Regions from separate parts of the Homo sapiens genome. Here region 1 is linked to region 2. A link is an interaction called in ENCODE POLR2A ChIA-PET data of the cell type or tissue named here. Cell type or tissue: PC-3. All regions are shown on one strand. Links, peaks and the distances in the headings refer to the core of each region. The heading gives the core; the rest is flanking DNA.

Region 1 (7,935 bases), core at 2,419-6,418, 750 kb after region 2:
TGTTACAACATAATTGCAACTATGTTAAAATTATGGCCAGAATAAAGAGAATAAAATACTATAATACTGAAATGTGAACAGTGACTCTTTTAGATATGTAATAAGGTGATTTTTAAAAACTTCATTGTACTTTTCCATTCCTTCCAAGTTTTCTGCAATGAGTGTGTATTATTTTTATACTTATAGAAAGCAAATAAAGTAATGCTAATAAAATTATTCTTAGGTGGCCTCTAAATCAACACGTAGAAGCAAGAGAAGGGCCAGAAAACTCACTGAAACCTCAGATCCTACAATGCTGTGATTCTTTATCCTGATCTCAGCCCAGGGCTGGGTAACTACCAATTGAATAAGTGAGTAATCATTACAAGAAAACGTTAACATTCAAATACCAAAATACCCTTTGAATCGAGTATTCCTTCTAACTTAGTAACATAACCAAAAGCCGTCTATTTGAAATAATTTGCCCCAATGTCCTACTGGGTTTTATTTTAAAAAAAATTAGTTAATAGTCCCGTCTATGGCTGCTACACTACAGGAGATTTAGAAATTTGTATACCTGTTGTTTAGCACTTAGAACAAGGCACTGGAAAAGAAGACAGATTCTTCTCACCCCTAATTTACCTGTGCTGCATGAGCCTGCCAGAGATGTTAAATAATTAAGCAATAAATAACAATCATTGGTCTTTGGATCCCTTTTCTGCCAGTCTATTTCAGATCCACTGGGGAAATCAAAAATGAGTACCTAGTGGTGAACTCCTGAGGGACATCAAACATACGAACTACGCTCCTCAGGACAAGGTAATCACCCAGGAAAGCTTTCCTAAGACTAAACACAGATAAGAGGATAGAGAGATACCATTTAAAGAAAAAAGATGTCTGGTGAAGTGATTAAAATGTCCCGAGACATCTGGTGTTCCAATAAATCACTGTTTTCCAAAGTATATAGGACAAATATTATTTCAGAATGTTTTCTCCCATTTCTGAATTAATCCTTTGCTATCTCCATCCCTCCTCCTTGAATTTATTTCATGCCTCACTGCTTGAATCTCTTCAAATAAGAAAATGATTTGAATTCTGAAAGTTCTTATTTCCTATACCACTCACCTGGCCTTACATACTTGATCATACTTCCTGCATTGGAACTTGCAGTTTAAAGAGGCATATGGATGAGTAGACAGGAAATTGCACTACAGTACAGCAAAAGCCAGCAGATGAAATATGCAGCATTGTTACCAAGGAAGTTTCCCCAACCCAGACCTCAGAAGATGTGCAAGGTGAGATGATGTGATGATGTGCAGTGTGTCAGTGTCAGTCACACTGTCATCTTTGCATGCAAATGGGTTTTGTCTACCCATTTAAGTTCAAAGTCTTTCATAGCAGGGTCTAGGTCATATTCCTGTGTACCCCACAGTGCTTAGTGCTATAAGTTACAGATATCAGATGTTGAATTAATATTTTTTAGTGGAACAAATGCCACCTGGGTGACAACATAAAGCAATGCCAAAAATGTAACTGCAGTGCTAATAAATGAACATTTTCTGTACATCTAACCTGTGTTCACGCTGTCATTTGCTGTGGGCAAGTCATATACTGGGTAAGACATTATCGTTACTTTTCAGGAACTCAAAAAGCAGACCAGTTGCTTCTTAGGAGCTAGGTGGTGATCAGTAAGCTTTGCAAATTAATAATGTAATTACCTTAGGAGCTTGCTTCAGGCATTTCTGTCATGATTTATAGACCCACCAACTACGATGATCAAACTGACCAAAAACGCTAAGGAGAATCATAGGGTGAATGGAAGGTCTGTGTGGTAGCGTCAGGAACAAAGCAAGTAATATCTGCCTTTCTCCGCTGTTTGAAATTCGTTATAATAACACAATCAGAAATACTTCCATATATGGTGATCATGCTGGAAAAATGGAGGCCAGGCTGCAGCTGCTTCTTGTTTTTAATGGAAGTAACCATTCTGACTGTTTGATTATGGGAGCCCACACTGAGGAGTGGAGACTCTCATGTTGCTTGCATTCCCTCACTGGTCACCATGCTGCTGCTTACCTGTGTGTTTGTATGTCACGGCCTCTGAGATAACATCTCTCTGAGAGAACTGATCCACTGTGACTCCAGCTCTCCTCACCACCCCATGCTGAGGTTCGCGAGCAATCACAAACATCAACTTCAAGTTATCGCTGTCCACATCAGTAGCAAAAATGTATTCAGAGGTGATGACCACCTCTCCTCCCTCTGAGCAATTCATGACAGGCATGAGGTCAGCCTTTAAGACTGGTGGCTCATCGTTGACAGGGAATACCTAGGCAATGGAAAAAATGCATGTTTTCAGAAAAAGAAAGAAATGACAAATTCTTTGACAGGTAATCCATTGCTCATAGTCAGAATGACAGGCATTTTCATCTTACAGACACATGAAACAACAGCCGTGAAATTTGGCCAAGTAATCTGTGTCTTTTAACTTTTCCCATGTAAACCATCTTGCAAGAAATGCCCCATGTGACAGACATTTTAGGTAGGAATGGGGGAATATGGTTATGGTTCAGGACTCAAAACTCTCATTTGTTTCTAGACAGAAAAAATACAAATGTAATATAAGGCATTCTTCACCAAAGCCCCTATCCTCTTTCATTAAACTCACACATATTCCAGAAGAATTCTGGTCCTTGTGGTCCAAGGCATTTTCATTTACTGCATCAAAGTTATTTTTGTTTCAAATTACTTGGTGATTACAAAGCTTTCCTCCACCCTCAACTTCCTGCCACCCAGGAAGTTTCTCTGGACTTATAATAAGCAGCAGCTGCATTTCAAACAGTTTGAGTTAAATATGAAACTCCGTAACTATTCAATCAATGCCAGGTTTCATCCCGACAAAATGTTTTTCTCTCACTTTCACGAAAATAAAACTCCAAGTAAAAAGGAAAGAAAAGCGACATGGGATCACGCTGGCACTCTAAATTTAAAAAGATCGTGTAGAAATCTGGAAAAGCATATCTTCTAAAAGGGAGTGAGGACAACCCCCCTCTGAGTTCACAGCCACAACTTGGTGTGTGCTGCAAGGCTGCCACGTCTGCCCTGTGAATCCTCTCAACCCTACACCTTCTTCCCTAATGCTCAGCCAAAGTGATCTTTTTAACGTGTGGACTTTAAGTCACTGCCTTTCGGAGACCTTCAGTGGCTTCCCATTGATTCTGCTAGTATTTCTCTGGCCTTATCCCATGCTATGGGGTGCCTTTGCCACTCCACTCCAGTTTTATCCCGACACACATTCCCCACCATCACAGGGTCTCTGCATCATCTCTCTCCCCACTGCCCACGTCTCTTCCCCCTGGGAATTCTGTCCCCAACTCTTTGCTTGGTTAACTCCTCCTTCAGGTTACATGGGGATTCCTCAGGAAATCCTTCCTTAACTATTCAGCTAATTTAGGGGCTTCTATTATTTACTCTATTTTAGCATCCTATTTACGTATAGAACCATCTAAATTTTAATCAATTAATTATCTTGGTGATAATCTGTTTAATGCCTGTCTTCATCCCTGGCCTGTGACCTCTAGAAGAACAGTGACTTTGTTTGTCTTGTTCATCATCATATTCTAAATATCTGGCCTAAGGCTTGGCAAAGAAAGCACTTATTAAATATTTGCTGAATAAATGAATGAGTGAATGCAACTATGTATATGTGTCCTGACTACCTTGTTATTTAAACAGGCTAAAACTCTAAAACAAATATACATGAAATTTAATGGATAGAGGAATGGGTAACAAAAGCTCCAGGCTAGTTATTTAAAGACTTTAAAAGCCTATAATATTCTCTACTTTTCTATTGGCTTATTAAGAAAAAACCATCTTTGTTCAAGTCCCCTGAGTGAATTCATTTAAGACCTTCTCCAGTATTGTTCTTGACCCTGAGGAATATCACCAACAAATTCAGTGATGACCATCTTGCAGCCGTTCACAAAAGAGTCTCAGCTTTCAAATGAATAATAAAGTCCAAAGGCAATAGAATTAAGAATATTCCTTCTGGGTAAAAAAAAAATCACAAACACTTGTCAAAAAATTGGCTGTGCCTCTGTTTGGCTTTTAAAGACCATCCTCTTGTGTTTAAAAAGAAACAATAAACAGATTGTTTTCCCAAAATGCACTGCCTATTGTCATGGATGGAAGATAGGGTTGGGGTTTTTTCCCCACAAATTTGCTTTTCAGACAAAAAAAGTAACTCAGAAAGTTTTGTCTCTCTGTAAGTCTGCCAACAAAGAAAACTGTCCTTTTTGAAGCTGCAATAACATACTGCTCTTTATTCAGATCCCAAAGGCCATTATGAGGACTAAGTGGGAAAACGAAAGGAAGAGATTGCCTTGTTCCTGGCATAGAGAGGTGCACAGGAACTACTGGCCAGTATGATCATTATAATCACCTAGTGATGTAGAAGTGTGGCAGGGTGAGGAGGAAAGAACACTGACCTAGGTAACAAAGAGTGGAGATGCCAGCCCAAGACTACACTGTCTAGTCAATGATTTTGGGCAAGTCATTGAACCTTCTTGTACCTAAATATCCTTAGCTATAAAATGGGGATAACTCCTTCACTGCTTCTTAAAATTATAGATGTGAACATCCTTTATTAGTTACTAAAATATCTTACAAAGACATTATTACCAATATAGTAATGAGTTCATATCACAAAGATCTGAAAAATTCCAACAGAAAGAAAAATAATCTAGAACAATGAAAATAATTAGTGGCTCTTCAGGGAACATGGTATATTTTTCTTCAGACCTTCTTTTGTTACCAACTATAAATACCTGCAAATCCTCTGAGTTATGCTCTTGGACTTGCATGCCACTCAACAAAGAAATTCAGGGGGTTCCTGTAAGTCCCTTGGGCATGCATTCAAATTGTTTTTTTTGAGTCAGAGTCTCGCTCTGTTGCCCAGGCTGGAGTGCAGTGGCATGATCTCGGCTCACTGCAACCTCTGTCTCCCAGGTTCAAGCGATTCTCCTGCCTCAGCCTCCCAAGTAGCTGGGACTACAGGTGCAAGCCACTATGCCCAGATAATTTTTGTATTTTTAATAGAGACAGGGTTTCGCCATTTTGGACAGGGTGGTCTTGAAATCCTGACCTCAAGTGATCAGCCTGCTTTGGCATCCCAAAGTGCTGGGATTACAGGTGTGAGCCACCTTGCCCGCTCTGCACTCGAATTTTATGTGCAGATTTTTCATTTGTCAAGAGGGGGAAATATGATTAAATCCTCATGCTAGGACTATATGGTACAGGAACTCACAAAGAGGCACCACACACACATATACATGGCTTTATCTGTAAACAGGAAAACCCCAGTGATACTAGCCTAACCTGCCCCACTGCTAAACAAATATTTCTGAGTTTTATAGTTCAAAGATATTAGAAATAATTTATACATAGAATAAATTACTTTTAAAATTAAATATCTATGTTTGAAGTCAGAGTAATTCTACCTCTAAATAGATTAGAGAGAGACAATAGCATAGTACTACTACTTCATCATTACAACTTTGGTTTCTATTGGCAGGCCTGAGACATACAAGGATCGAAGCAGGTATCCTCTCACTTTGGAGGCCGTAGGTTTCAAGTTCTGTCAGGACCTGAGAGTTTTCCAACAAGATCCTCTATGTCTGTATGATTGCTATGATTTTAATGTGTCCCCAGAAAAGCATGCATTGAAAACTTGCAACAGTGTTGGGAGGTGGGAGGTTTATAGGTCATGAGGGCTCCACCCTCATGAATGGATTAATGCTGATCATAAAAGGCTCATAGCTCAGTGTCTGGCTCCCTCTTGCTCTTTTTCTGCCCTTCCATCATAGGGTGATGCAGCAAGAAGGCCCTCACTGGATGCAGCTACCCAATCTTAGACTTCCCAGCCTCCAGAGTCATGAGCCAAATAAATTTCTTTTCATTATAAATTACCCAGTCTGTAGTATTGTGTTATGGCAGCACAAAACAGACTAAGACAATAACCCAGGGAAGAAACTTTCTACCCACCTCAACATGTAGTACAAATTCTGCTGAATTTGTGCCATCGGTGACCTCCAAGAGTAGGTCATCCTGAAGAACTTCAGTTCCATCATGTTGATACCTGTGGGGATAATATTTGTCACCAACCTCTTAGGAACAGTGTGAGAGTAAATTGAGATGCATGATACATGAGCTCTTCCAAGGCTTTGGCCATGTGTTCACTAAATAAATAAATAGCAACAACAACAACAACAAAAACCCAGCATAATCCTGAAGTCACATATTTAACTACTCATACATCCTTGAATGTAAAATTGCTCCACCCTGGAAAAATGTGTTATATGCATTTCTAATTTGTCCTCAAATTAAAAAGCAGCCCTTCAAATGCCACTGTGACAACAGGAACCATTTGGTATAGGTCTGTACGCTTGCAGAATACACTGACTAGGGCCAGGAGAACCCTCAGACTGAGCAGTAGATGAGGAAAAGTGGGACACTGTGGATTTGATCTTTTTCTCCCCTTTTCTACTTCTAAGGCTAGGCTAATCCTTCCGCCTGTGCTCTGGATCTATTCAGCTTTTCTCTAAAACCTTGATCAATGAATTATGTATTGCCTCTTTCCTGTCATTTCTCCTCTTCCATTGACTAGCTATCTTCCTCTCAATCTATATAAATTCTTAAATCTCTTAGACTTAAAAAATACCTTTCCTTTGTCTAGCCTTAGCCCTATCTTCCACTAATTCTCAGCCACATTTCTTGAAGGCATTGTCTAATTATAGGCCCTCCACATACTCTCCAGCCCATTGCAGTGATGCTTGGAAAGTTCTAAGGAGCTGCTGAAGTGAATTGAGCCAAATTTTAAACATATCAATGAGTCCTAGGAATGGAAAATAAAAGTTGTATTAAAAAATAATATAATATATTGAACATGTATAATCTTTAACTATGGGGAAAAAGTCAGAGCTGAAAGGTATTTTACTGAGGACTAGTTTCACCCATAGGCAGGGTAGGAACTGAGGTTGAGGATTCCCTTCCTATGGTGGGGAAGTCCCACATCCTCCCCACCCTCCATGATCCTCTCACGCACTACCCGCTATGCTTTATTTTGCCATGCTCCCTGCAATTTTCATCAAAACTATATTGGTGAGTGATAATTCTTTTTTACTAATTCTATTTTACTATGCTAAAATCCCTAAAAGGATCAAATGGCCCTAAGAGTACACATCCAAAGGATGACTGGAGTCAAACAGATATTCTTTCAAAATCTGACCCCTCCATATACTAGCTGAATGAACTTGGGCAAATTCCTCAATCTCTTTGTGCTTAGTTCTTCAATTAAAATATGAGAATGGATACCTTGTCAGACTTGATTACTATGCAGATTAAATTTTCAAAAACCATAATTGTAAGCCTCTGACAGTATGCTTGAACAGATAGTTCTAGCAAATATTGGTACTGTTTATCCATCATTCACTCCGTAGCAAGAATTACCTAAACAGGGCTCTCTATCTAACAGACAGCTGAGAGCTGAAATCTCAAAAAACATTTTTTTAACAAGGATAGGAGTGCGAGTGCAAAGATCAAGATATCGTGGACTGTAAATCAATGGTGGAACTAAACTGTCAGGATTAAACTCATCTTCTTCTGTACAAATCTTAGTTTCTGGTCAACTTTCTAGTCAAGTGCAGAGCTAAGCATCTGATGTATAATATCTCCTATCATACTTTATCTAAAGGGCTAATGCTCCCATTTATAGCTTGAATTTACAGGTGAGAAGTGAGTGTGTGGGTCTACCCGACCATTGCTTTTGAATAGCTTGTATTGTTTTCCAGAGAAGTTGTTTCACTAGATTTTGTAGGAAAGTTTCTTACAGAACTGCATTAGGTAGAGGAAATGAAAGACCTTCAGGTAAGGGCAGTTTCTCTAGGACCATGAGGCCAG
Region 2 (7,935 bases), core at 2,531-6,530:
GTAATGCACAGGCCATATGTTTGAAACCCCTGCCCATAATGGCTGGCTGCGGTTACCAGCGTCTGGTGCCACCAACTACATTAAATTATGGTACCCTACGGAGGCACAGAAATCAGAAAGATTTCTCTTCCTTCCAGCATTTGTTAAAACATGGACCGACCTAGGAACTATACCCACACATAAAACTTCTCTTTAAAAAAAAAAAAGTAGCTTCATTTTAGTCTACTCATTTTGGTGACAAAATCACCCAAACTTGCTAAATTATCTTTTTTCACAAATCTCAGTTCCCATAGGAAATGCCTGTATCAGAATTCTACAGGGAACACCTTTTCTCCATGTTTGAGTCTTCATAAGTTTATTCTCTGAGGTGTCCAGACCAACATCTTGACCCAATGTTTGAAAAAGTGTCTGAGTGACTTGTCTTTGTGCCAAATGAAACTTTGAAACATTCTGAGATGTTTGTGCCATTAAGAATTTAATTGGGAATTTCAGCAATTAAAGTTCCATCTCCCTTTCCTCTGGCTTACTGATTAAAAAATAAATAGACAAAGTTATAACCCAGGTATTTCATTTTCATAAAGACACCAAGCAACAGTCAACTAGTTTCTTTTTCCCGAAGAGTATCAAATGATCATTTCAATGGTTACATATAAATATCTACCTCTCCACACCAAATTTAAGAAAATTAGATGCCTCTGGGTATAATAGAGCTTCTCTTCCACCAATGGATAAAAGACATGCTATTTCCTGAATTTCTTTACAAAGTACTAAGAGCAAATTCACAACTTTCAGATGAAAACACTGAGGCAGAGGCAAGTGCTTCCTGCCTCAATTGATCCTCCCACATCAACCTCTCAAAGTGCTGGGATTACAGGTGTGAGCCATCATGCCCACACAGCTTAAAATGAGTTTTTAAAGGGTGGAACTGAAGGATCTGAAGGGCTTTAAGAAATGCCCCTCCTTCCTAAGCCTCCTGAGTAGCTGAGACAACAGCTGTGTGTCACTGCACCCAGCTAATTTTTTTGTTTTAATTTTTTGTAGAGATACGGTCTTGCTATGTTGCCCAGACTGGTCTCTAACTCCTGGCCTCAAGTGATCCTCCCATGTCAACCTCTCAAAGTGCTGGGATTACAGATTTGAGCCATCATGCCCACACAGCTTAAAATGAGTTTTAAGGGGTGGAATAAGGAAGCTTAAGCAGGCCTCATTAAAGCTACGAGTCTTTTTTCTTTAATGTAAATTATAAGCTCAAAGGGAGTAAAACACTTTGGGGTATGTCTTAGCTTGGCCTGCCATAACAAAATACCATAAATCTGGTGGCTAAACAACAAACATTTATTTCTCACAGTTCTGGAGTCTGGAAGCCCAAGATCAGGGTTGTCAGCATGGCTGGATTCTGGTGAGGGCCCTGGATTCTGGTGAGGGCCCTGGATTGAGGGCTCTGGTGAGGGCCTTGGATTGCAGATGCCCACCTTCTGGCTGTGTTCTCACATGGCAGAGAGAGGAAGTTCTGGTCTCTCTTCCTCTTCTTATAAGGACACCAGTCCCATTATGGGCCCAACCCTCACGATCTCATATGAACCCAATCACCTCCTGAGGGCCTTACCTCCCAATACCATCACACTGGGGGTTAGGGCTTTAAAATATGAAGTTTGGGAGGACACATTCAGTTCATAACAAGGTGTTTAAACTTTCCAACTGCAGAATTGAGGTTCAAGAAACATTAGACTATGTTTCATTTTTGAACTTCGATACAATATCCTAAATTTAGGATATTCCTATATTACAATCTAGGAATATCCTAAATTGTATCATGGAACAGGGCACTCAAATTTTTTTTAAATAAATTTGTTCACTCTTTTTACACTATCGATTTTTTGCCAAAATATATAGAAAATGAATCATGGAAGCAGTACTAATCATGGTTCAAAAATTATAGAGGACAGATGTGTGTGTGTATGTGATGGGTGGTGGTGGTTAGTGTGTTCAATGTAGTTTGGAGGACGGCAATAAACATACTTATGGCTGTAACACTGGAAAATCAATCCTCAACACACACCGCTTATCTGCACACTCTAATCTGGGAGCTAAGAGTGTTGCATGCCTCATCTTCAGGTGACAATGTGCATGCATGCATTTGTGTACATGTGTGCTGTGTGTTGGGGTGGGGGTTACGTGGGATAGGAGTCTCCAAGACTCTCTTCTCTGTTGCTCTTCTAAGGCTTCACCTCAACAAAAGTTATAAACACTTCAAAATTAAACTGCCTAAAACCCATTGTTCCACTCTTTCTTACTGCATCATTTATTCATAAATACACTCACAAAGCCCTTTTTTAACTAATATTTTTTTCTTTGTTTCTCCTCCAAAGCAGAGAACTAGAACAAGAAGAAACTTCCAGGATTACAAATTTCAACTTTTTTAGGTTAGATCTTGCAGAAATACTGGGAGAGAGAATGGATTTTGACTTCTCACTTAAAAAGACAATATTAACAAGAGGTCCTAGAATCCATGCTATTTCTCATGCTGTTTCTTGACATGCCATGCTGTCTTCTTCCACCTCTTTCCACCAAAATCCTCTCCCACATCCCTTAAGAAACAACTTAAACATCTCTCCCAAAAGCCTTTCCTAGCCCTCTCCCCTTTAGGGCTCACATAACATTTTTAGCTACCTCTCTGTGCGTCGGTTTCATTTTCCATAACATGAGAAGAACAATAGTACCATGGCATAATGAGAAATCTGTGTACCTTACAGTCTCCCATGCTGGACTGTACTTCCCCGTTCCTCAAGACATGGAATAGTACCAGGAACATTTAGATATTTAACAAATGATGGTTTCGCTGACTTTAATAGAATATAACCAGGGAATTTCAAATGGCCAGGCAGATCTCCCCCACCCACCCTAATGGAAATGGCAAGGGATGCTGCTTATCCTTATCTTGGAGGCAGTGTGAGGACTAAGGAGCACAGGACTGAGAATTAGCAAAGTGAGGTTTCAGCCCTGCCTCGGCTTCTCACTAGCTGCTTGGCACTGGGAAACTCACTCCACCTCTCTGGACCTCTCTGGTTTATCCTCAAGATGAAGGGGTAGGGCTAGGTGATCTTGGGCTCTGACACTACAGGACTCTCAGATAATTAAAACACCTGAACATTTTCTTCCCAGAGGCAGTTGGGCAGTCAGTCCTGCGCATCAGAGGCTGCTGCTCCCCAGGAAACAGCCAGCAGCCCAGGGGAGAATACTTGGTGCACAGGTCCCCCATTAGCATTTAGGTAAATTACAGAAATCTGTGTACCTTACAGAGGAAAAAAATCTCCCGCTCCCAGATGAAAATAATTTGGTCCTTCTCAAGCCTATTTTCCTGTCGGTGACGTATTTGTAGTCACTGTTTCAATTTTCCATTTTGAGACATCATGGGGGCATCTTTTAACAAAAACAAGTTGCACCCAAACCCGCCAGCCTGCTTGGACGTGTTCAGATGCACTCACTAGAACCGATGGGGTCTGCGCATGCGTCTGAGTGCTCTCACGAGTTCAGGCACACAAAAAAGCAGCAGCTGGATGGATGGTCTGCGGAGGGCTGAGCAGAGGGCCCTCTGCCAAACCCTGTTCCTTTAATTCACCTAAACACTGACCTTGAAAAATTGCCCTTTATGGGATGTGATGAGGTGTGAATTCAATCTCCATCCTCACTTGGGTCCTATCATTTTCTGCGCTGTGATTGCCAGTTGTGCCAGACAACATCAACTGGACCGGCAGAGGGTTGGTGAGATTGACGAGGTCCTCCGGGGAAAGCTGAGAGCAAAAGGCCCTGCAAACTCATTTCAGTCATGGGCCTCTCTCTTGCCATATTTTTCTCCTTGGCTGCAATCAAACCAGCAAAGGCTGGTACTGGTTCAGTGGAATCACCCTTGCAGTTTAAGTATGCTGTCTTTGATTGTTGAGCAAAAGGAGTGTTCGTCTGAGACGAGGCTTTGGAAGGTTCTCTGTTCACCCCTTTCCTCCTTAAATTCTCAGGCTCATGACCCAAACCAACTCACTGCAAACTTACTCTGAGTGAGTAAGAGTGAGAGATAGGAGCAAGCATTCTGCAATTTTTCGTGGGCTCGAAGAATCAGATGCAGTCGATTTAACTTCATCAAATCACTGACAAGTGCTGATAGAGAAGATGGAAAATATGCAAGGCCAGAGAACAGCCAAAATCCTACAGTTTCTATCAGTATTAAAGCCAGATGTTCCACTGACTGTTCACATTTGATAAAACCCGATGACAAAGGCTTCTGCCTGGGATCTGTGGATCCCAGGTTCCATTCATCAGCGCGTGATTCATGTGGCTATACACCAGGCCAACTGGATAGCATTTAATGCAGCACTAGGCCTTCTGTGAAGACAAAACTGGTCCTGCTTTGTCTGTGGGCTTCTATAGGTTGTTGTGACTTGAACAGATCTGTTTACGCTACATTTGCTATGGCAACGTTTATCTGATATGGACAAAAGATTCTTGAATTAATAACACTTGACTCAGGCCTATGATTCAACAAGAGGTATTCAAACCGTTTAAGTGAAGGCAATGTTTTCTCTGAAGCCAATTAATACAGCAACAAACCTTTGGCTGAAGTGATCCAAAGTGCAGCAAGTGTTACCATGTTCTGTAAACCATCAAGCTAACCCTGCAGTGAGTGATTGAAGAGGGAAAAAAGAAATAAATGCACATTCAGTTGGCATAAACCTCAGATCATAGCCCAGGCAATTTCACGTTTTAAGAGGGGACTTGCAGAGGTGGCTTTTGTTCATTCTGACAACACTTTTTTACCTCAGCTATTAAAGTGTACCCCTGAACACAGAAATGACTGTGAATTCACCTTCCAACCTTCTTTGCCGCCTTGACAATTGAAGGCTATAGCTGGCCCAGTCCTCCTTCAACCTGTCCCTGAGCTGTAGCCCCTACAGGGGTCCGGTGGCTTGATTTGATGGCAGATCTTTTCTGAGAAGCAGATGTAGCCCCAGGGGCTCAGGTAAATGGCTTTCCCTCCTTTCCCCCTAAAGCTCCCAAACAGAGGTTTCCTTTTCTTTCCTCCATTGAAAAATTGCCAGCACTCTATACTGTACAGCTAACCCAAAAACAGGCAATGGAGAATGATGTTAATTTAAACTTCTGCCTTATTAAGTAACAAAACCCAGAAATAATGTGATCAAAGCCAAAAGACACAAACTTCTGCCATCTTTCTTGAGATAAAAGCAGTAAAACACCCATTAAATGAAGGAGGCTTGGACACTTAATAAAAATAGCTAATTAAGTGTTGGAGTAACTTAGCATTTTGCCTCATGAGTCCTGCAATACTCAAGACTAGCCTGTATCCCTTCCAATCTCACTCCTTCCTGCTGTGGTTCAGGCCATCACATAATTCTTTTTTCGTTCCCTTCATTATGTGCCAGACTGTTGTATGTACTGGGAGTACAAAAGTCAACAGTAGACCAGATTCTGGCTCTAGAGCAGCTTATACTAGTAGTAGTGGATTTGGTGAGCAGGACAGAACAAGCAGGTGTTAAATTCTTAGACAAAATAAATCAGCATAAGAAGAATGAATGGGGGTGGGAGGAGACAGGAGCTGCGTCTTGGCCATCTCATCAAAACCCTGAAATGCCCATAACCCCTCTCTTTTTGTGTGTCCTGTTACAGAGTCTATTTTTCAGTGGTGTGGGTGAATTCAGTGCTATACAAGTTTTCTTCTCTCCTCCTCCTCCTCTTCTTTTTCTTCTAGTCTGCAAAATTTTTGAAAGTGCCTACAATACGCCAAGTATACAAAAAATAAAAGAGGCCCAGTGCTCAACCAATGAGGGCCCACCATCTGGCTATGAAGGCAGAAGTTCACATCAATAACCCTGATCAGGATAAAGCTGTAGTTTCCTAACTTTGCCAGGTGACAGAGCTATGAGCGGTGAGTTTAAACTGCAGATGCCTGGAATCCACTCCAGATCCTGCCGAAATGAAGTAGTGTAGAGTGGGAGGGGGACAGAAACACTGGAATTTTAATCAACCCCCCCATTAATTTCAACGTATAACAAAAGTTGAGACAAAGATTGAGATCTACAGTATCAAGGAAAACACACTGGACTTAAAGGGCAGAAGTTACTAAAGCTCCTTAGGACAGACCCGCAGCCTTATTAGGTTTGGGATTCTGAGCTTAGAATAGTAGCTAGGCCCAGGTGCAACTCATTCAATGGAAACATTAATGAAAGAAGATATAAGTTCTAATCCAGAATAAATCTGGTCCAGGTTCCTGTATAATAAAAGAAATAGTATCACCTCTGATTAGTCTTGTGTAATTTAAATGAAATAAAATAAAATATGAAAGAACTATTATTGTATTTTGCACATAATAGATGTTCTGAAATCGACGGTTTTCACTAGCCTTGGCTTCTTTCTATAGATCTAGATCATTGTGATAAATGCTGCAGTGGGATTTGAATTTCACTCCAACTTTCCTTCAGTTTTTTTTTTTTTTTCCTATGAGCAGGAAAATATTTAAGAGAAAAGCATCCTTATTTCCCATTTTTCTTGCTAGTCAATACTAATGGATGGATTTTTTTTCTTTTGCCTCCAGCCAATTTGATGAGAAAAGCACAGATAACACTCATCACTAGAAGCTGACTATATACACACTGGTAGCCAGGAAAATCCTAGAAACATGGGCTAGATGGACTTTTCAGGATCAACTGACTCAACCCTTCTGTATTTTACATCACAAACCTGGGGGCCAGAGAAGGCAAGTAATTTGTCCACGGTCACAAAGCCAGCTAATGGCAGAGCTAAGACAAATACCTAATGAAATGATGATTTTCAGATTTTCTCTCTGTGGTCTTGCACCCCAAGGATCATGAAGGAGATAGGGAGTGGGTGAAAAGAGTGGCGGGGTCCCTCCAGTCTTACTTCAACTAGAGAAAGTCAGCTTTTTATCTCTTTTGTATAGTTAAATGTCCTCAGTATAATTTCATTTGAAGACACAATTTTACCACTAAAGAGAATTGAAAAACCCTGCACTATACCACCCTGGAGTTTTTGTCACAGGTTGTATTATTTGTTTCCTTCCTACTACCTAACTCATTGCAACCATTATAAGAAAGCAATAAAACAATTGTACGCATGGTGCTTGGAGCCTAGAGTTTCCATGTTATCTTCCATCCAAATGTCCTTCTTGCCTAAAATAAGATCAAAACATCACGAAGCTTTCACTGAACATGTACAAGAGAACAAATTAATACAAGAGACCCCATAGGTTTAAGATTCCAAGTGCTTAGGAGATAGTGAAAACCAAATAAGGGAAGTCTTCTCAAATATAGTGTTGTAGATTTGGAAATAATTAATTAGCTCTTCATTATTAGAAAAGTATTTCAAATCTGCTTATGGTTAGAAGGTTAAGTCTTAAGGTTCCCCTTAAGACTTTTTAACCAAGATAAGTAAAATGTCTAGCTAGGATTAAAGGTAGATGTGCCAGGGGCTGCTACTTGCTTACCCAATGGCCATTCTCTCCTTGTGAACAAACATCAGTTTTACTAAAGGAGGAAATGGGCTTATCCAAATATGTATCCAACCTCCCTTGCAGTTGGGGGATGTCACGTGACCGTATTATGAGTAATGTGATAGGAGTATAAATGAGAGAAGGACTCCCGAAATATCTCTTAAAACAAAAATTGGCACATTTATTTTTGCCTTTTACTCACCCAGTTTTTCCTGTGTGAACATGGACATGATTGCTGGCATACCAGCAGTCACCTTGAGAGCAGGAGGATAGGAGTTATGCCCTAGGGCTGGGCGTGGTGGCTCACACCTGTAATCCCAGCACTTTGGGAGGACAAGGCAGGTGGATCACTTGAACCCAGGAGTTCAAGACCAGCCTAGGCAACATGATGAAACCCTGTCTCTAAAAGAAAGGCAAAA

Evidence for each region. ChIA-PET counts read pairs that join two places held together with the same protein. Peaks named below come from ENCODE experiments on the same cell type or tissue, not always from the same donor. Only the 100,000 strongest peaks of a DNase experiment are listed, where the experiment ranks them.
Region 1: POLR2A ChIA-PET joins it to region 2 with 5 read pairs; 2 of 35 experiments call an interaction of 5 or more read pairs at or near these places.

Annotation. Positions count from the first base shown.
Region 1 is chr9:14,810,757-14,818,691 of GRCh38, forward strand. It overlaps FREM1 (FRAS1 related extracellular matrix 1), which reads right to left. Exons shown (of 37, transcript NM_001379081.2): 15 at 6,022-6,115; 16 at 2,056-2,308. Among named protein-coding and RNA genes, the nearest start is that of CER1, 92 kb to the left of the region's middle. RefSeq lists an enhancer at 1,776-2,975. In PC-3, for the core only: no CTCF peak of the experiment used is centred there; no DNase peak of the experiment used is centred there; H3K4me3 peaks cover 815 bases; H3K27ac peaks cover 2,130 bases.
Region 2 is chr9:14,058,616-14,066,550 of GRCh38, forward strand. No RefSeq gene overlaps it. Among named protein-coding and RNA genes, the nearest start is that of LINC00583, 130 kb to the left of the region's middle. In PC-3, for the core only: no CTCF peak of the experiment used is centred there; a DNase peak (open chromatin) is centred at 4,406; H3K27ac peaks cover 472 bases.